5 separate regions of the Homo sapiens genome follow, and all the other regions are linked to region 1. Evidence: chromatin loops called from intact Hi-C (ENCODE). Cell type or tissue: PC-9. All regions are shown on one strand. Region 1 has its middle 64 kb from the start of CLHC1. Region 2 overlaps RTN4 (reticulon 4). Region 3 has its middle 60 kb from the start of RTN4. Region 4 has its middle 43 kb from the start of RTN4. Region 5 overlaps RTN4 (reticulon 4).

The links. Hi-C counts contacts between places; a loop is a spot of excess contacts. Peaks named below come from ENCODE experiments on the same cell type or tissue, not always from the same donor. Only the 100,000 strongest peaks of a DNase experiment are listed, where the experiment ranks them.
Region 2: a loop joins it to region 1, with 9 times the contacts of the local background. A loop is called at or near these places in 88 of 110 quality-filtered maps.
Region 3: it touches region 1 in a loop (2.2-fold over the local background); 42 of 110 quality-filtered maps call a loop at or near these places.
Region 4: it touches region 1 in a loop (3-fold over the local background); 15 of 110 quality-filtered maps call a loop at or near these places.
Region 5: it touches region 1 in a loop (4-fold over the local background); 7 of 110 quality-filtered maps call a loop at or near these places.

What each region holds. Positions count from the first base shown.
Region 1 is chr2:55,166,675-55,170,674 of GRCh38, forward strand. No RefSeq gene overlaps it. Among named protein-coding and RNA genes, the nearest start is that of CLHC1, 64 kb to the right of the region's middle. In PC-9, CTCF peaks have their summits at 2,076 (motif pointing left) and 2,289; a DNase peak (open chromatin) is centred at 2,057.
Region 2 is chr2:55,013,333-55,017,332 of GRCh38, forward strand. The region is part of intron 3 of RTN4 (reticulon 4); the gene reads right to left. It also overlaps the pseudogene RNU6-433P. Among named protein-coding and RNA genes, the nearest start is that of RTN4, 35 kb to the right of the region's middle. In PC-9, CTCF peaks have their summits at 1,824 (motif pointing right) and 2,025; DNase peaks (open chromatin) are centred at 1,829 and 2,389; H3K4me3 peaks cover 635 bases; H3K27ac peaks cover 3,207 bases.
Region 3 is chr2:55,107,957-55,111,956 of GRCh38, forward strand. It overlaps a transcript of RTN4 not described here. Among named protein-coding and RNA genes, the nearest start is that of RTN4, 60 kb to the left of the region's middle. In PC-9, no CTCF peak of the experiment used is centred here; DNase peaks (open chromatin) are centred at 1,495, 1,785 and 3,985; H3K4me3 peaks cover 1,119 bases; H3K27ac peaks cover 4,000 bases.
Region 4 is chr2:55,091,240-55,095,239 of GRCh38, forward strand. It overlaps a transcript of RTN4 not described here. Among named protein-coding and RNA genes, the nearest start is that of RTN4, 43 kb to the left of the region's middle. In PC-9, no CTCF peak of the experiment used is centred here; DNase peaks (open chromatin) are centred at 1,402 and 2,312; H3K4me3 peaks cover 2,229 bases; H3K27ac peaks cover 4,000 bases.
Region 5 is chr2:54,977,691-54,981,690 of GRCh38, forward strand. All of the region lies in intron 5 of RTN4 (reticulon 4), which reads right to left. Among named protein-coding and RNA genes, the nearest start is that of RTN4, 71 kb to the right of the region's middle. In PC-9, no CTCF peak of the experiment used is centred here; a DNase peak (open chromatin) is centred at 2,161; H3K27ac peaks cover 2,312 bases.

The DNA.
Region 1 (4,000 bases):
TCACATTCTAAAGCCACTGAGGGCACTTTGGTTCCCACCCTTCCAGGCAAGCATTTCCACAGCCTGGGCTCCTAACTGAAGATACAAAGGGATCAAGGGAAGAAGAAAGGTTAAACCTAGGAACACGGAAGCCAATGTGCCCCCAGAGAACGGAAGAGGCGGTCTGCGAGTTCAGAAGGCAGGCAGCTCATGCTTGAAGGTGATAGCCTTCTGCCTACAAGAGAAATCTGAGCACATCAGTTACTTCTGTCTTACCAAGAATCCCTGAGATACTGAGATTTCTGAGTTGAAAGTGAGATAAGGCCTGTTTTGTTTTGTTTGTTTGTTTCCATGTACATAGCTCAAGATGTTTTCTTGGCCGGGTGCAGTGGCTCACTCCTGTAATCCCAGCACTTTGGGAGGCCGAGGCGGGTGGATCATGAGGTCAGGAGATTGAGACCATCCTGGCCAACATGGTGAAACCCCACCTTTACTAAAAATACAAAAATTAGCAGGGTGCGGTGGCACGTGCCTGTAATTCCAGCTACTCAAGAGGCTGAGGCAGGAGAATCGCTTGAACCAGGGAGTCGGAGGTTGTGTGAGCCCAGATGGCGCCACTGCACTCCAGCCTGGTGACAGAGTGAGACTCCATCTCAAAAAAAAAAAAAAAAAAAAAAAAGATGCTTTCTGGATCTGCAATGATAAGTAGTGATTTATGTTGGAGAAAGAAATAAGGGAGGTCCAGGCCCTTACTTTACTATCTCTGACCCTGTTTACAGAAGATCCACCCAGTAACTATGACATTTAACTGTGGAGTGGTAGAGTTTTTATACTCATGAGGAAAACTCACACTAGTGGCGCCAAACCACTGGGCGTGGCCTAACACAATTTCTGATAGCCAGGGGAGCTGGGGTTGGGGAGGGTGATTACTGGCATCTAGTGTCCTGCATCCACAAGGCCACAGGACAACCTCACATAACAAAGAATTATCCCGTCCAAACTGTCAGTAGTGCTGAGGTTGAGAAACCCTGACTTACAAATAATTCTCTGTCCTCCTAAATGTATTCACCTACTCAGGAATCATCAGGCCTTGTTTCTCCTCCTCTAGACACTCAGCTGACCTGGGAAAATTACAAGCTGCTTGACCAACAAGCTCATTATCTTGTTTTTGATGGAGACAGAGCTGAGGAACAAAGACAACAAATAAAACCCCAACTGTGGGGTGAAAGAAGACTTAACCTTGGCTCATAGGCTCCCTTCAAAAGCTAAGTGGTATGTGGAGATCCGTGAGCTGGCAGTTCTGGTCAGAAAATAACAAAGTCTCAGAATTGCTTCCTAGGCTAGGGTCTCTCCGGAGGCACACACAGACGCCTCTTGCCTTCACCTCTGCACTAATCTCATTGCCCCACTTTGAATCAAGGCTTGAAGACTGTGCAAGCAGAATAACCAGGCACTCTCTTCAGTTAGTTCTGAAACCATCTCAATGATTTTGGGAGAATACACTCCCCACAATCTGGCAACAAGTTGTCTGGCTTGGGTTATTTCTAAGTCTACATTTCTTAGTTTCCTGAAGAATACACTGAGCATGCCAAAAGGTTTCAAAGCTACAGTTACGGCATCAGCAACAACTCTTCAACTAGCCTGTGCTTCAGCCCAAAGCAGCACAAACAGAAAAGTCAGCCAAGCCACGAGGGGCCTGGTCAAGCGTCTAACAGTGTAGGATTGCTGCATAAAGAGCAGGATCCTACTACAATACATCCTTTGAAGTGCCTCGAAAATAAATGCTATGTTTAGAAAACAAAGTCCTCTCTCCAGGCCTGGACTCACCCCACTCACCCCACCCTCATCCCTATTTCACTGAAAAGCTAAATATGAAAAAGTGCTTGGATGTTTACATATTTTCATATAGAGTAAATTTTCCTTAAAGGGCCATCTTCTTAAGAATACAAATCCTCCAAGAATGGTCCTTGAGCTGCTCAAGCTTTCCAACCAGAAAATATGACTATATTGAAAAATACGACTAGAAACAATAGGACCAGCCTCACTTCTTCCCCATAAAAACAATTCCAATCACTGAAGGTCTTGCTGGCATCTCTGCCGCCATCTACTGAGTCAAACTGGCACATATTCTAGTAAATCCTAACCAAGAAAGGTCATTGTTCTGTTATGTTTCCATTTTAACTCTTACCATGTTGTATTACAATTGTTTGTATATAACTTTACTTCTAGATTGCAAGTACCCATGAGATACATAGGATGTCTTATTCCTCTCTTAGTAGCTAATCAGGAAATGGTTGTTGGATTAAGTAATTTTGAGTGTTGCACAGGGCTTCTCCAAAAAAGATCATCTCAAGAATTTTCTTTAGGACTCCTCTAAAACCCAGAAACTACCATAATTATATCAAACAGAAGAGAGCAACTAGTTTATTTTTTAAGGCTTTCAGAGTAGCTCCTTCTACAACTTTCTTTATTGACCCAATACCAGCCTTCACAATCTCCACCATCAGCAAATTATTCTGTCTCAAATAAAAATGGTTTATTATTTAGTTCTATGGCTCATGTGGCTTAGAGTTTGTTGTATCCTTAAGGTGAGGGCTTTTGGACACTCAAAGGCAGAACTGTGATTATATGTTTGTTTTTTTCTTCCCAAATTGAATAACCCCATTCCTTCAACTTTTCTTTCTACATCTTCACGATCTATACATGCTCAAAATTAGTAACAGTTTTCTTAATGTGAAGCCTCAAACTAGTTTCGATGCTCTATTTAGCATTTAAGCAAAGATGATTTCAACAAGTGTTTGTGGTGCCTGCTATTATCCCTATCAATGGGACACTTTGCATTAGGCAAACCTAACATTTACCAGGCAGATAAATTAGGAGTTGGTGATTCATCTCACAGAGCATTCCCAGGAAAATTTCTTCAAAATAACCATTTCAGTCCTGTTTCATTTAGAAAACATTCATTTTATAAGCAATTTTTCATGGATTACAAATCACAGAATGAGAGTAGCTGTAATCTTATTGATGTCTAATTTATGTGTCACTTGGGTTTAAGATATGCACCTTTTTCTGGTATCTGCTACTGGTGTTATGAGCTCTTCAAGACCTCTTGTTCCTTAGGGAAAGAGTCAGCATGAAAATCATCTCTTAGAAAATATTATCATGTTCATTTGACACCTGAAAAAGCATACCCAGAGGGTAGAAGAAACTTGGAGACTGTTTATACACACAAATAGCATAAAGGACTTTTTTCCATCTCTAGGGGACCAACCTGGGCAAAGGAATAGAAGGAATAGCCTTGGCAATTATTCTCCCTGTCCCTGCACCCTCAAGAAAACAGGGAGAGTCACATTCTCGGATGCCAAGATTAATACCTATGTTTGGTTTCTTGGCAAGCAGGCTCTCTGCACTGCAATCTGGAAGGCCACTGGAATCTCTCTGCCAATGTTTTTCGCATTCTCATTATTGATCCTAGTAGCAGCACAAACCTGTTTCTGGATGTTGTGTTCAGAAGCTGATCAACATTAAGTACTCACCTCAAGGAGGCTGGCCAAAAACAGCCTGCAGACTTTTCAAGCTGACTTTTCAAACTGTTTGCTCTTTGGGTTGGTCAGGGCCTGCAATCAAAACTCATCATCATTAATTCATAAACGCCTAACTCTTTAAGCAATTTGGCAAAAATCTTTTGACAATTCAGTCCCACTGCTGGGGGCTGCTTCCAAAATGTACATTACCAAAGTGTGTGAGCAGGCTGGACATGGTGGCTCACGCCTGTAATCCCAGCACTTTGGGAGGCCAAGGCGGGCAGATCACCTGAGGTCAGGAGTTTGAGACCAGTCTGGCCAACATGGTGAAACCCCATCTCTACTAAAAATACAAAAATTAGCCAGGCGTGGTGGGGGGCGCCTGTAATCTCAGCTACTTGGGAGGCTGAGGCAGGATAATCACTTGAACCCAGAAGGTGGAGGTTGCAGTGAGCCAAGATCGCACCACTGCCCTCCAGCCTGAGTGACAGAGGAAG
Region 2 (4,000 bases), 150 kb before region 1:
TCTCCCAAGCATGACAAAAAAATCAAAGATGAAAACTTGCCCAAATACATATCCATAATGTCTTTCCTTTGCATCTTATGAAGGGATAAGCTCTAAAGGGTAATATGCTGTAAAATTACCTACACGGTTTCTTTTCTCACATCTCAGACCAAACCCTCGTTTCCTTCATGCACTTACCTGTTAAGTAGGAAATACGCATAAATCAATTCCTACTAAACAAGAAACTCTTTTATGACCTCAGAAACTGTGTGTATGTTTTTTGGTGGGTTTTTTTTTGGGGGGGGGGGAGGGTGTAGGGGGGGTGGTATCTAACTGGCAAGATTTCAGACAGTAGAAAGTTATATTTTAGATTTTAGAACAGGCAGCACTAGGCAAGGTGTTAAGTCCACCCCAGCCAGCTCTTATTCTAAGACATTCTTCCTTTTCCATTTCTTTCTTTCCTCTACTTCTGCACCCAGGAAAAACTCAGGTTTTTGTTTTGCTTCGTTTTTCTTTACAACATTTAGAGATGCAAGGGAAAGAGGGTGGGAAAGCAGCAATCATTTGGATTGAAAATGCTACTCTGAAAGTTAGAGACTGCTTATGTACACTGCTCTTGAGAGCTAAAATAATTTATACTTTCCAGCCACAGAAAATAGGCATGTTTTTTAAAAAATAAGAAACAATTATAGCTACACAGTAGTTTTAAGCTTATTTCAAAATTTAACTATTCTGAGCTACACAAAGGTATGAAATTAACATGTTTCAATACTGAAAGGAGTTAATTTTTAAAACCCTACCATATGCTGTAATATAATGCCCTCTATGGACTAAATTACAGCACTTCAACATTACTGAATTAAATCTTAAGAACTGGAAAAAGATTTTAGTCTAGAAAATGAATGACAGTACAAGTTAAAATAGCAAAACAACGAGCATTTTAAAGTCTATAAAAAATTTAACATAAGGTACCAAAAATGAATACTAAAATTCATAAACTGAAAGTGACACTATTTATGAAAACTAATATGCTAACTTCTTACATTATAATCTAAAACATACAAATATTCTTAAACACCCAAAGCATTTTTAAAAATTTTTTATATAAAAATATGAAACACTTCACAAATTCTATGCGTCATTCTTGTGCAGGGGCTATGCTAATCTTCTCTGTATAATTCCAATTTTAGTATGTGCTGCTGAAGCAAGCATTTTTTTTTTTTTGGAGACAGAGTCTCGCTCTGTCACCAGGCTGGAATGCAGTGGCACGATCTTGGCTCACTGCAACCTCCACCTCCCGGGTTCAAGTGATTCTCCTGCCTAGCCTCCCAAGTGGCTGGGACTACAGGTGCGTGCCACCAAGCCCAGCTAATTTTTGTATTTTTAGTAGAGACGAGGATTCACCATGTTGGCCAGGATGGTCTGGATCTCCTGACCTCGTGATCTGCCCGCCTTAGCCTCCCAAAGTGCTGGGATTACAGACGTGAGCCACTGCACCTGGCCTCAAGCACGCATTTTTAAATTCTGAATTCAAGAATTAATAGTCACTAGGCCCTAAACAGATCTTCTTAAACTTTAATGTCTTCATTTAAGTATCCAGGTTTGGGGGGAATCTTTAAGGTCATTTCATAATGTTTATAGTAGTATGATTAAAGCATTTGTTTGATTTGGTACAAGATGTCAATATTCAAAATTGTTTATAAAAATTTTAAACTCATCTGTTAGTGCAAAACGATATTCACAGCTCGCTAAATTTCTCTGTCCAACTGAATTTATTCCACATAGTCAATTATAGATCATTCCACAGACTTGATCTTCCATCTGCAACACTAGATGGCACCAACACCCGTAGTCTACAGTTGATTGCCCAGTTCATGGAAGGCAATCTGGCAAACATTAACTTTCTGGCTTTTCCACAAGATTGCTGCCTGGCCCTAGGCAGCTAGATCAGAGTATGGGAATAGGAAAACAACTCTAACACCAAAAAAATACGTGGGGCAAAATAATCCCTAATCGGAATCCAAAATCAATTTTAAATAGATCAGAACTAAGTGTAAAATTAAAACTATAAGTAAATAAAAAATATATTTTCCTTTGTGAAAACTGAAAATGTCCACTGAAATGTAAACTAAAAATCTTTTAGAAAACTGAGGGAAAACTATAACACAAGAGTTTACATCCTTTATATGTAAAGAACTCTCATAAAATCAGGGAAAAAAATGAACACCTACATTTAAAAATGGGCAAAGAGTATGAACAAGCAAAAATCACAGAAGAAATACAAACTGCCAACATGTTCACATTCACTAATAATCAAAGATCAAAAAAGCAAGTACTACTTGCACCTATCAAACTGGTAAAGGGCTTTTAAAAAATACCTAGTACAGAATGTCCAGAAGAATATTTAAGGAACGAGTCATAGTAGATAACTCTAGGAAACAGCACTAGGCAGCTGGACAACAGAGAGAGAGGAAGAAGTGTGACTGTCACTGTACTTTCTGCATTTTGTATAATGTAAAAATATTATCTATCAAAAAATAAGCAATATGAATTGTTGGTGAAAGTAGAGAAATGGGTGTTTTCTTCTTCTGATAAAAGGGTAAAAATTAGTACAACTTTTCTGGTGGCCAATTTTTATACAAACCCTTATAAATGCTCATACCCACTAACCTAGGTTTTTATTTCAAATTGATTTATGGAAAATAATTCAGGGATATGTAAGACATATTTAAATATAAAGAGGTTAATAGCATTATTTATCAATAACAAAGGAACAATCTAAGGGTCCAACAATAGCAAAGTGACTGGTTAAACTATACCCATACTAAGGAACACTAAGTACAAAAAATCAGCAGCAAAATATTTAAAGACATGGAAATGTTTGCATTATATAAGACATTACTAAAGTTTTTAAAAGCTTATAAACAATATATAGAGTATGATTCCAATTTCATAAAACACTATTACATTCTTAAAAATACACATATGCGGCCAGGTGCGCTGGTTCATGCCTTTAATCCCAGCACTTTGGGAGGCCAAGGTGGGCAGATCACTTAAGGTCAGGAGTTCTGGACCAGCTTAGCCAACATGGTGAAACCCTGTCTCTACTAAAAATACAAAAATTAGCCAGGCACGGTGGCCCACACCTGTAATCCCAGCTACTCGGGAGGCTGAGGCACGAGAATCGCTTGAACCCAGGAGGCAGAGGTTGCAGTGAGTGGAGATCCCGCCACTGCTACTCCAGCCTGAGTGACAGAGCGAGACTATGTCTCAAACAAAAACAAAAACAAAACACATGTGCATTGAAAGTAGACTAGAATAATATATTCTAAAATATTAAACATTGATTATGTCTGGGTAATATGATTATAATTTTTTTCATCTCAATGCTTTTCTACATTTTTCAAATTTGTACAATGAGCGTGTATTGTATGTCAGACTGCTTCATAAACTGTTGCTCTAACTTCACTGATAGTTATCAAGTCCTTAGAAAAAATCCTTATTACTAAAATATTGAAGCTCAAGTAGATTAAAACATTTGCCAAGGGTCATACAGCTAAATCAGTGAAAGGGTCAGAATTAGAACTCAGGTCTGTAAAATGCCTAAAATTAAGTTATTTAACCACATTATATTTAGCAGGTATCTCTTTTTTATGGTACATATTTATTTTCAATCTGTATTGGGCCCACAGTAAGCACTAAATAAATCCTCACTAATTTAACAATGTCACTTTTTAAAAAGTAAATATAATCGTTTCCTTTATTAACAAGAGTCAGGTTCTAATTTAGCTACATTGTACATCTACTGATAGCCTTCCAGTTAAGATTAACTACTTATCATAATAAAGTCCAACTTACATCAAAATTTTCCAAATATTATTTGCTCAATAAAAATATATTTTAAACAAAATATCAACTCTTAGTATCTACAGTACTTCAGTAAAAAAACTCAAAGGCTATATATACTTTTTCAGAAAAATATTTTAAGTCGTAAGAATATCAAAACAATTCTTATTCATGA
Region 3 (4,000 bases), 59 kb before region 1:
TCCTTTTTTTTTTTGAGATGGAGTCTTGCTCTGTATATAGCCCAGGCTGGAGTGCAGTGGCACATCTCAGCTCACTGCAACCTCTGCCTCCTGGGTTCAAGTGATTCTCCTGCCTCAGCCTCTCAACTAGCTGGGATTACAGGCGATGCCACAATTCCCAGCTAATTTTTGTGTTTTTAGTAGACATGGGGTTTTCCCATGTTGGCCAGGCTGGTCTCGAACCCCTGACTTCAGGTGATCCACCTGCCTCGGCCTCCCAAAGTGCTGTGATTACAGGCGTGAGCCAACCCACCCAGCCCAGTTCTTTATGTATATAGATATATGGACAGCTATAGGGAAATGTGATTAAGCATTTTTTTAAAAATTGCCCATTTCAGTAGTAATCCCCAAATTCTAAGCTAGAGAGCATTTAGTTACTTGAGTGCTCATCTCTTGCCAGGCAGGAGAGGGAGAAGGGTGAAGGGGCTCCAGCATCGGGGATGGGCCTGGAATTCCACTCAGGGTGAATGATAATATTGAGAACTGAGGGTTTAGTAGGTTCAGAATCCCTTGCTAGCCATACTGAATAGGGTTTGTTTTTCTTACAGAATTTTGAGAAGAACCAGTAAGAGCAGCTCTAGTGGAGGGATGGGGGAAGAGGGGTAATAAAAGCAGATTACACTGGATTTGGAAATAAGAAGCCACAGGGCCATGCCCCTATCCTTACCCACCTCTCCTCTCTTATTACTTTGATTCCCATAAAGAAATAAATATTTAGGTTGGCACAAAAGTAATTGCGGTTTTTGCCTTTACTTTTAATTAAAAACATTAATGGCAAAAACCGCAATTACTTTTGCACCAGCCTAATCATAGGCCAATTTCTATGACTAAAATCCCAAAAAATAGTAAGACTAAGAATCTACAGGAGCTCTTCACAGCCATATTCCTCACAGAATAATTCCAGGAGCTCTGTGCTAAACACATCCCTAAGGAAACTCTGTGCAAAGAGAAGATCAAGGCCAGCAGCTTTTTCAGGTCTGCAGCGTTTCCAAGTGACAGCAGGCTCAGCTGGACACGTCTCCAAGTACAATTTCTAAATTATGAGAAGTGGGATTGTTTTAAATCGATACATCGAACCTTTAAACACACACACTTTTGAAACGTTTCAGCCACAGCTGTTAAAAGATTGATAAATTTTAAGTTCCTGAAATACTGAAATGAAAAAAACAGTTATATATTAGAAGAGTGCTAAATTCCTTTAAAAATAAAAATGCACTAAAGGTTTAAGAGCACAGCCATAATTTTTAGAACCCAGCAAGTGGATGCCTGCATGGGACAAAGTCACTGAACAGCCTGAGCCCTTCAATAATTAATAGATGCAAAGTTAAAGAAATGTCAATGCTGATAATAAATTGCTCAGGGTGACTCAAATGCAGCTGCTTCTCTGCTGATCACTTCTGGTATTAACTGTGCTTACAAAAGCAAATACCTCATACTCCTTCCACTCTATAGAAAAACCAACAGGTACAGTATCACGTAGCTAGGTAGGCCTTGAATAGAAAAAAGGGTAACTCAGCTTTGACAAGGACATTTATCTCTGGAATTTCTGTCCTCTGAAAATATTTGTTACTGATACTCACTTGCTATGCCCCAATTCCCTGATTCTGCTAAAACACCTTTTAGAAAAGGAAGCACTGGAGCAGGGTGTTTACTTTGTTGATGCTCTGGAGCAAGGGGGTGTTACTGTATATGTTCCATGTTAGGGGTTTGTCCAAGAAAAAGGAGCAGATGGCTAGTGACTCAGAGCATATGTTGACCCGAGTGCCCTTTGGCAAACAGGAGCTCCAGGCAGAGAGTAAATATGCCCTAAATATTTGAAAAAGGGAATCACTCAGCCAAGAAAAGAGGAGTCTGAGGGAGCACCCTAAAACAATCTTAGCCTTGTAGAGGGATATTATTTATTCCCTGGGGAGAAAACTGTTTCTCTCTTCCAAAAAAGAGTGGACATTGAATTTATATTCAGAAGTGGTAAGAAAAATAAGGGAAGGATGATAAATAGTGAAAGGAACAAAAGAAATTCTGGAATCTCAGGGCTGGGCGTGGTGGTTCACACCTATAATCCCAGCATTGTGGGAAGTCGAGACTGGTGGATAGCTTGAGCCCAGGAGTTCGAGACCAGCCTGGGCAACATGGTGAAACCCCATCTCTACCCAAAAAATACAAAAATTAGCCAGGTATGGTGGCCTATGTCTGTAGTCCCAGCTACGTGTGAGGCTGAGGTGGGAGGATTGCTTGAGCCTGGGAGGCAGAGGTTGCAGTGAGCCGAGTTTCTGCCACTGCATTCCAGCCTAGGTGACAGAGGGAGACCCTGTCTCAAAAAAAAAAAAAAAAAAAAATTCTGGAATCTCGTGCCTCTCATCAATAGAAAGCAGCTGTAAAAGAAGCAGAGGCATAGCCCAAATGGCCCCTGAGTACCCCTTCTCACCTTCCATTTCCTTAGAATGGTAGATATTTGCCCAAGGTTACAATAATATCAAAACAAACAGAACAATCAGGAATACCCTATGACATATCACAGCCAATAAAGGCTCAAAAAATTCTTGCTGATGAAGAAAACAAATGTTCCCAAACAGCATTTCCTGGTTACTTATCAATAATGCAGACCAATGTCAATCTATCTGAGGGCGCATATACGTCCATTTGGATCCTTTAAAAAAAACTGTCTCATTCTTTAAATAAATGTCAAGGGTGTTTACTCCAGAAATAAAATAGAAAGCCAACCTCAAATCAGGAAAAATACAGATTAAAAATATATCTACGCCAGGCCAGGCACGGTAGCTCATGCCTATAATCCCAGCACTTTGGGAGGCCAAGGCAGGCAGGTCGCCTGAGATCGGGAGTTCAAGACCAGCCTGGTCAACATGGCAAAACCCTGTCTCTACTAAAAATACAAAAATTAGCTGGGCGTGGTGGCACATGCCTGTAATCCCAGCTACTTGGGAAGCTGAGGCAGGAGAATTGCTTGAACCCAGGAGGTGGAGGTTGCAGTGAGCCGAGATCGTACCACGGTACTCCAGCCGGGGCAACTGAGTAAGACTGTGTCTCAAAATAACAATAATAATAATAATAATGTATCTCCGCATGGGGGATAAGGTCTGAAAAAAAGAAAAGAATAAAAACAAAATAAAAACAAATTGTCTTTATTTTTACTTGCTTGCTTGCTAACCTTGGGAAATTTGCTAGCTGCAAAGTTGCTTTTTATTTTCCAATAATTCTTGAGGGATCACTGGAATACTTGCATGAAAAAAAAAAATTCACTTTAACCTCACTCTTCCGAGATTTTAAAAACAGAGCAAGCACAGAGATAACAAAGAAACCTTTTTCAGAGGCACCCTCAAATCTTAGGCCCAAATAGATGGTGGTATCAACAGAAACAACGAAATATCCATAGCAACTGTGGAAAGCAGATTCTCATCCCATAGTGAGATAATAAATAAAGTCACTGCCTTTTGTGACACCTTACTCAACCTCAGACAGAAATAAATGTTCCTCACTCCTGTTCGCATAAATCCACCTAGCTAGTGTTTGTGGGAGCAGAGGGAGGATTGTTCCCCAATCCAGGCCCACGAAAGTGGCTTTGCCTTCCACAGCACCTCCCACCCTCTGCTGGGAGTCACAGACCTCTCCTAAGGACCCACTCAGGAGGGTGTTTGGGGCTGTTTAGGAGGAGGGGTCTCCACTGGCTAGTTTGGAGGAAATTCAACGAAATCGAAGCCCAACTGTAGGGGCCATGTACAGAGTAAGTGTTGAAAAAACGTTAATGTCCACCCTTCCTTTATCCAGACACATTGAACAGATATTCACTGAAATGTCCTTAAAAAATCTACCTCACCCCATGTCTATCCATCTTCCCGAATGCTGCCTGCCTCCTGCCTTGTGACCAGCTCTGCCGGCAGACCCTGCAGTATGACTCAGCGTGTTGAAATCCGCCTCTGTGGGCACGCACTGCTCTCAAAACTGC
Region 4 (4,000 bases), 75 kb before region 1:
CCTAGGGGGCCCCACGTGATTGGGCCGTGTTTACCACTCTGACCTCTTTCTTCCTCCATTCATAGGGTGTCATCCACACTGGGCCCTTTCTTCCCACATACACATAAAGCTTCTTGCCTCAGAGCCTCCGTACATGCTATTTTTCTGCCTGGAATGCTTTTCCCTTAAATTTTCACCTGTCTGCCCCAATCCCTAAACTTCTAGCCCCTGCTCACTCTCTACCCTTTATCTTATTTTCCTGTAACACTTACTTGTTGCTTGATTACAAATTTTTCATCTTCCTGTCCTCATTAGAATGTAAGCTCAGGCCAGCTGCAGTAGCTTGTACCTAGAATCCCAGTACTGTGGGAGGCCGAGGCAGGAGGATTGCTTGAGCCCAGGAGTTTGGGACCTGCCTGGGCAATATAGCAGGATACTGTCTCTCCAAAAAGAAAACTTTTTTTAATTAGCCAGTGTATTAGTCTGTTTTCATGCTGCTGATAAAGACATACCCAAAACTAGGAAGAAAAAGAGGTTTAGTTGGACTTACAGTTCCACATGGCTGGGGAGGCCTCAGAATCATGGCAGGAGGTAAAAGGCATTTCTTACATGGCAGCGGCAAGAGAAAAATAAAAAAGATGCAAAAGCGGAAACCCCTGATAAATCCATCAGCTCTCGTGAGACTTACTCACTATCACGAGAACAGCACAGGCAAGACTGGCCCCCATGATTCAATTACCTCCCCCTGGGTCCCTCCCACAACATGTGGGAATTCTGGGAGACACAATTCAAGTTGAGATTTGGGTGGGGACACAGCCAAACCATGCCAGGCTTGGTGGCACATGCCTGTAGTCTCAGCTACCTGGGAGGTTGAGGTGGGAAGATTGCTTGAGTCCAGGAGTTTGAGGCTGCAGTGAGCTGAGATGGCACCACTGCACTCCAGCCTGGGTGACAGAGTGAGACCATGACTTAAAAAAAAAAAAGGAAGCTCAATGAAGGGAGAGATTTTTTTTTCTTTTCTTTTTTTTTTTTTCGAGTTGGAGTTTCCCTCTTGTTGCCCAGGCTGGAGTGTAATGGCATGATCTCAGCTCACCGTAACCTCCACCTCCTGGGTTCAAGCAATTCTCCTGCCTCAGCCTCCCTAGTAGCTGGGATTACAGGCATTCACCACCACCCCTGGCTAATTTTGTATTTTTAGTAGAGACAGGGTTTCTCCATGTTGTCAGCCTGGTCTCAAACTCCCAACCTCAGGTGATCTGCCCACCTCGGCCTCCTAAAGTGCTGGGATTACAGGCGTGAGCCACCGTGCCCGGCCCGAAGGAAGAGATTTTTTATCTCCAGCTCCTAGAACACTACCTGGCAGAAAAAAGTGCTCAACACAAACTTGTGGAATGAGTATACCTGAGTTTCACTTGTTTCCTGCTTGCCCTCTGTCAGAGGCCACACCCAATTGTGGCACCTGGTAAAAGCCTCACTCATTAGAGTTTTGTCATTTAACTCCTTCCTGTAAGCCAGGTAAAACTGACCACATATATATGTAGATGCCCTTTTCCAATTTCAGTTTGGGGGCTCCCCTGGAGAAAGCAGAGGCCTCACACTAGAGCTAGAAGCGGCCCCAGGAAAATTCACATGGGGTGAAGTTTTATTCTTTCAAAGTAGCCAGTTTTGCCCCTTCGCATTTTCTTCTTCTTCACAGACATTTTCCCAATGGGTAAAACTTTTTTGTTTGATTTTAAAAATTCACTTTTTCACTTATCTATTCAGTGTTGCTTACTGAGTTCTGACCACTAATAAAAATAACCATTGTGTGTGTGTCTATGTGTGTGTGTACGTGTGTAAAATATCAGAAGATAAGAGCCTTGCATTGTTCTAAGAGCTGCTTGAAAATGTCTGTGTTTTGATAGCTTATGATGCACATTCGTGGGCCAGCCAATTATAGTGACAGCTCTTTAATGAAGAAATGTCATACACATTAATATAGAATTTGTATTTGCTCTTAGTAATACCTGTAAGTGCCTAGTTCAACAGTTTTTGTGGTTGAAATGCTAAAAAATACAACTGAAATGCTGTTGAACTCTAAATGGCTAAATGCATGTATACCTGTATGTTGTTTTATTTACAAACACATAAACATATGTGTGTATTTTATACTTAAATAATTTATTCTATATATATTTAATTTATTTTATATATATATAGAATAAATTAAGCAATAATGTCCCTGGGCCCAAAGAAAGTATTCTTCATTCTCCTGTTACGCCAGAAAGGTGTTTATTATGCTGAGGGAAGTTCTTGCACTCATAACCTCTAAGTGATTCCGCAGCATAGCTTAGAGGTGATGCTTCTTCCGGAGGAAGCCCTGAGTCATTATCTGCATCTTTCCTGAGATCTGGAGAGTACAAGGGTACCAACACCTCTCCCTCCACGAGGCCAGGGGGGATTAGGAAAGAGTCAGAGATGAAGGAGAAAAGGAGAAGAGAAATTGGTAAGAGGAAAAAGGGTAAATGTCTCAATTGTTTCCTCCTCTGATTACAGCCAGAGGAAGGCAGTCTGAGGGCCCCTTAACTAACTCCCTGTTAAGGTCTGGCAAGGATATAATGCATTTCATTTAGCTATGCTTCTGTTACTTGAATGGTTTGCTTTTTCTAAGGGAAATAGAATTGGGAAAGGAATTATAAGGAAGAGAATTTTCTTGCTTTTATTCTATTTATAAATGGAATATGAGAGGGACATGGAAATAGCATGAAAGAGTCACAATTTTCTTACGATCACTAATATCCTACACTAATGTATCTGGGTGGCAGAGCGGATGGAGCCATAATGGTGTTTGTTATGGACTGAATCATGTTCCCCCAAGATTCATATGTTAAAGCTGCACCCTCAGTGTGATGGTATTAGGATGTGGAGCCTTTGGGGGGTAATTAGATTTAGATGAGGCCCTGAGAGTAGAGTCCCCATGATGGGATTAGTGCCTTCTAAGGAGAGATCTCTCTCTCTCCACCACATGAGGACACAGTGAGAAGGCAGCTGTCTGCAAGCCAGGAAGAAAGCCCTCACCAGGAATCCATCAGCACCTGCATTTTGGGCTTTTCAGCCTCCAGAACTGTAGGAAATACATGTTTGTTGTTGAAGTCACCCAGGCTGTGCTATTTTGTGACAGTCGCCAAGCTGACAAAGAGAGTGTTTTACATGAATTAATTAAGCAGATAATTCCTGAGCATCACTAGCACTCTGGGTACTGTTGCGCAGTGAAGTATAGAGCAGTGACCAATCAGGTGAGCTTCTGCTTTCATGGGACTTCAGTTTGAGTGGGAAAATACGCCACATACCATAAACAAGTAAACAGACAAGTAAATATTAGATAGTGATAAGAGCCATGAACAAAACACAACAGAGCCATGCTATGTGGAGTGACTGGGGAGGGGCTACTTTAGATCAGGTCATCAAAGGAGGCTTTCTGGGCAGGGGACATTTGAGATGAATGACAAGGAAGAGCTGACTAGGAGACAATCTGGTGGAAAACGTTTGAGGCACAAGGAACCATGGTGCTAACATCAGGTCTATGTAAGACTGACAGTTACCCCTGAGTTAGGTCAAGCAAAGAATGAAGTGGACTTGAGACAGGCTTGAGTGTTAATACCCAAAAGTGAAAGCAAGAGATGCACAGCAAGAAATTCATATAAGAAACTTCAGATTTTGAATACCAATGAAATAACCATGGTTTCCGAGTGACCTCCTACTCCACACAAGTCCTCCTCTTGTATTTCCCGTATTATCGCCATACTCCATCCACACAACATGCAATATCCAAATACCATAATAAGGCTGGGCGCGGTGGCTCACACCTGTAATCGCAGCACTTGGAAGGCCGAGGCAGGTGGATCACCTGACTTCAGGAGTTCGAGATCAGCCTGGCCAAAATGGTGAAACCCCGTCTGTACTTAAAATACAAAAATCAGCTGGGCAGTAGAGGCATGTGCCTGTAATCCTGGCTACTTGGGAGGCTGAGGCAGGAGAATCG
Region 5 (4,000 bases), 190 kb before region 1:
TTATAGTTTAATGCCACAACTTTTTAAAACAGTGATTTTTGCCATACTATTTGACTAGGAAAATGATCGTTGCTCACTCTATAAATACTTGAAATCTTTTCTAGGACTTAGAAGTTTGTAGTTAATTGCAAAGGAGCAAAACAAACGGAATATTACACAAGAATTTAAAAGGAGAACTCTGCAGAACATGTCTTATTTTTATTCGCCCAAGTCAACCACCAGGAAACTTGGACCAGGCACACGGATACCCATCATTTCACACCGGTGTTTATAAAAGGACTAATGAGCCCTGGAGTTTGGTTATTTTTTTGATCACATTTTGAAAGGCCAGGCTCCTCCTTCACTGCCCCCGCCAAAAGGCAATAAGCAAGGAAAAGGTTTCACATGCTAGCAAGAGCGGCTCTAAAATTTCAATTTCTGAGGAAGATGGTTTCACATGGAAATAGTCATAATTGTAGGCTGGGCATGGTGGCTCACACCTGTAATCCCAGCACTCTGGGAGGCCAAGGCAGGCAGATCACCTGAGGTCAGGAGTTCGAGACCAGTCTGGCCAACTTGGCAAAACCCCATCTCTTCTAAAAATACAAAAATTAGCTGGGCGTGGTGGCGGACACCTGTAGTCCCAGCTACTTGGGAGGCTGAAGCAGGAGAATCACTTGAACCTGGAAGGCAAAGGTTGCAGTGAGCCTAAGATCGCACCACCGCCCTCCAGCCTGGGTGACACAGCGAGACTCTATCTCCAAAAAAAAAAAAAAAAAAAAAAGAGCTAGTGATAATTGTGACCCAGAATCTAAAAATGTAGATATAAATTTGAGGGCACACAACAGATTTTGCATTTATGAAGACAATGAGTTATAGAGATACTTCTTTCAAATTGTTGTTTAAAAACTATTATTTTGTAAACACAGAGCTTGATAAAAATGTCTTTTCTAAATGACAAAAATTTAGAAATGAGAGTAATTTCTACTACATTTTCCTGAAATTAAGATGGTTTCCATTTTCCTAGCTATGAATCATATAAAATCAATGTAATTCCAATAAAAAGCTACTTCCTATAAATTTTAAAAAACTCATTGTTATTTAAATAAGAAAAAACATTCATCTCAACTGGAGAGACTGGAGCTATTAGCAAACTTCCCATAAATTTAAAATCTGACTGTAAGGCATTAAAATAAATCCGTTTAAACAAGGTAAATACATTTTTCCTTATGTTGAAAAAGTAAAAAAAGAATGGGAATTGGAAAAACATTTTTTGCTTGCTTTAGGGTGACAGAATATAACTTTCCCTACCAGTTTTTGTGGCTAAAAGGCAAAAAGTAATACAGTCCACTATTAAGGAACTTAAGATTAAGATTTTAATAATTTTTTTTTTTTTTTTAAACAGACAGGGTCTCACTCTGTTGCCGTGGCTGGAATGCAGTGGTATGATTATGGCTCACTGCATCCTCCACCTCCTGGGCTCAAGAATCCTCTTGCCTCAGCCTCCCAAGTAGCTGGGACTACAGGCATGGGCGACCATGGCTGGCTGATTTTTCAGTTTTTTTTTTTTTATAGAAACAGTCTCACAATGTTGCCTAGGCTGGTCTCAAACTCCTGGCCTCAAGCAATCCTTCCGCCTTGGCCTCCCAAAGTGCTGGGATTACAGGCGTGAGCTACTGTGCATGGCCAGGAAAACCTTCTTCTTTTTAAAATGCTCTCTATATAAACAAAAACTGTGGTGGATAAGTGTGGCCATACACAGAAGTCTCTCTAGAAAGGTAATCCTATCAAGCGTTTTTATAAAAAAGCAAAGTGATTTTTATCAGCTTCCTTTTTTCAATAAAAGCTGTTTTAAGGAAGTATTCAGTATTTCTGTATATTCAATGGAAACAAACACATGGAATCTGTACTACTCATATACAATGACATTAGGAAAGGGTTTAGCTAAATTCTTGTGTGGCAAAATCACAAGGTTTATCGTTTATCAAGGAAGACCTTTCATGTACATTATCAGAGTGTGCACCTGAATTACCAAGGGCTTTACCTTTCATGGGGAGAAAAGGACAGATTCCCTGCCTTATTCATTTGCCTCTAGATTTTGAGATCTAAATGCCAGGTTCACTTTAAGTGCTAACATGATGAGGCAACTGTTACTTATTTGCAGTCCTAAATGAATTGCCAGCTGGGGAAGTCACCAAGCAGGTTTCCTTGAGCTCTGGGCTTGCCAAAAACACAACTCAGGGAAACCAATCAAGTACGTTTTTCTTCTCTTCTCTTTTTAAAAGGATTGCTAATCCTTAAGGATAAATTATAATTTTAATGAAAGTCCTTTTTTTCAATACTAAGAAACAACAAGTGTTCCAGAAAGGAAATCTGTCTCATCATGTGTTACTTTCTGTTACTTTCAAATTAGCAGTCACTCAATGCAAGAACTTATCAAGTTCGATTTCTCTCATTTATGCTAGCTTCCTCATGAATAACATAATTGCTTTTACAAAAAAATGTAGTTTTCAAAAGAAATTAAAATATAAGATTTAACAAAGAAATTATTTCTCAAAACTTTTTTTAAAAAGTCCTCATATTCGATTCTCAAATACGTGTGCAAAACAGAGATTTAAAATGTTTCTTAAGATCTCATCAGCCCCTTTCTAACATTTTCTCTCTCCTCTTGCCCCGTATCTACACAATGGACTGTGTATGGATGAAAATTTTCTCTGAAAGAATAAATAAGTTTTCTTTTGATTAAAGACAAGTGGAAACTTTATACTCAAACTCAGAAAACTAGAGCATAATGAATCATTCCCAGATCAATTTTAAAAATAGATTTATTCAAGAATGACATTTCTCTCAAGAAAAATGTTAAATTGTAGACATATAGCTGCCTTCACTGCTATACTGTGCAAACATCGAGGATGACTTTTGGTGTATCTCTGTTGCCGTGTTTATTGAATCTATAAAAACAACAAGCATCTCTCCTCTCCCCTAAGCTCACCAGGCTTTTCTTTGAAGTCACCTCTCTCCCCCACCAATCTTTGACTACTAAATTCAGAGATGGTCCTTTGCTGTTTGAAGCTCTGAATTACTACTTACAGACAGTATTTCTTCTCAGTCAATTCCTACCCACAAACCATCCATCTTAAGCGGCATCAGTACCTCCTCCTCAATCACTTTTCACACATGTTCTACCCTAGAAGTCAGCTACGTATAGAAGGTAATAATACATGAATAGGAACTGGTTTCCTCTAGGCTGTATGTACAAGGTTCTATTTCATTTGCTCCAAAATATTTTTAGTTGATCTCTTTTGAAACTTATTAACCAAGCATGCCAAACAACATAACCGTAATCTTTTTATTTACAGACTAACATCAGATCATTTTAAAACACCACTACAGATTTAGTCACTAAATGCAACCACTCTATACGAAAGAGGTAAGTAATAAAAGGAAACTACATTATTTACCCTTGATGTTATTAGGAAGTAACTTAAGTTCCAAGTCATAAATAAAAATAAGAGATGCGGCTGGGCGCAGTGGCTCATACCTGTAAGCCCAGAGACGCAAACAGCTGAAAATAACGTATCAACTACTAGGTTATAAAGGCTAAAATGTTTTTGTTTTTTTTTTTTAAAAAGCACTTTAAGCACTTAAACCTATTCTGACCAGTTCAGAAATTGTTTTTCTGAGTCTAAAGGCCCAGTCACCTTATTACTACTATATCCTTGGCATGTGTGATAAATATAAACTAGAACATTTCTCTTGGAAATGAAAAATGAAAAATTATGAGAATTACCACCACTACATTTCTGCCCAGGCTTAGATTGGAAACAAGTCTGCCTGTTTTCTGCAGAGTCACAGGAAAGAGCATATACAACACAAATGACAAGTTCTATGAAAAAGAAAAGCACTACAGGTCCAGTGCTTCAGGCTTAAATTACACAACTGTGGTTTAGTGCCTGTTTCGTCAGTCAGAACTTTGGGAGAGTTTATTTGCAAGGTGAGACTCTTAACAGCTGCTTATGTA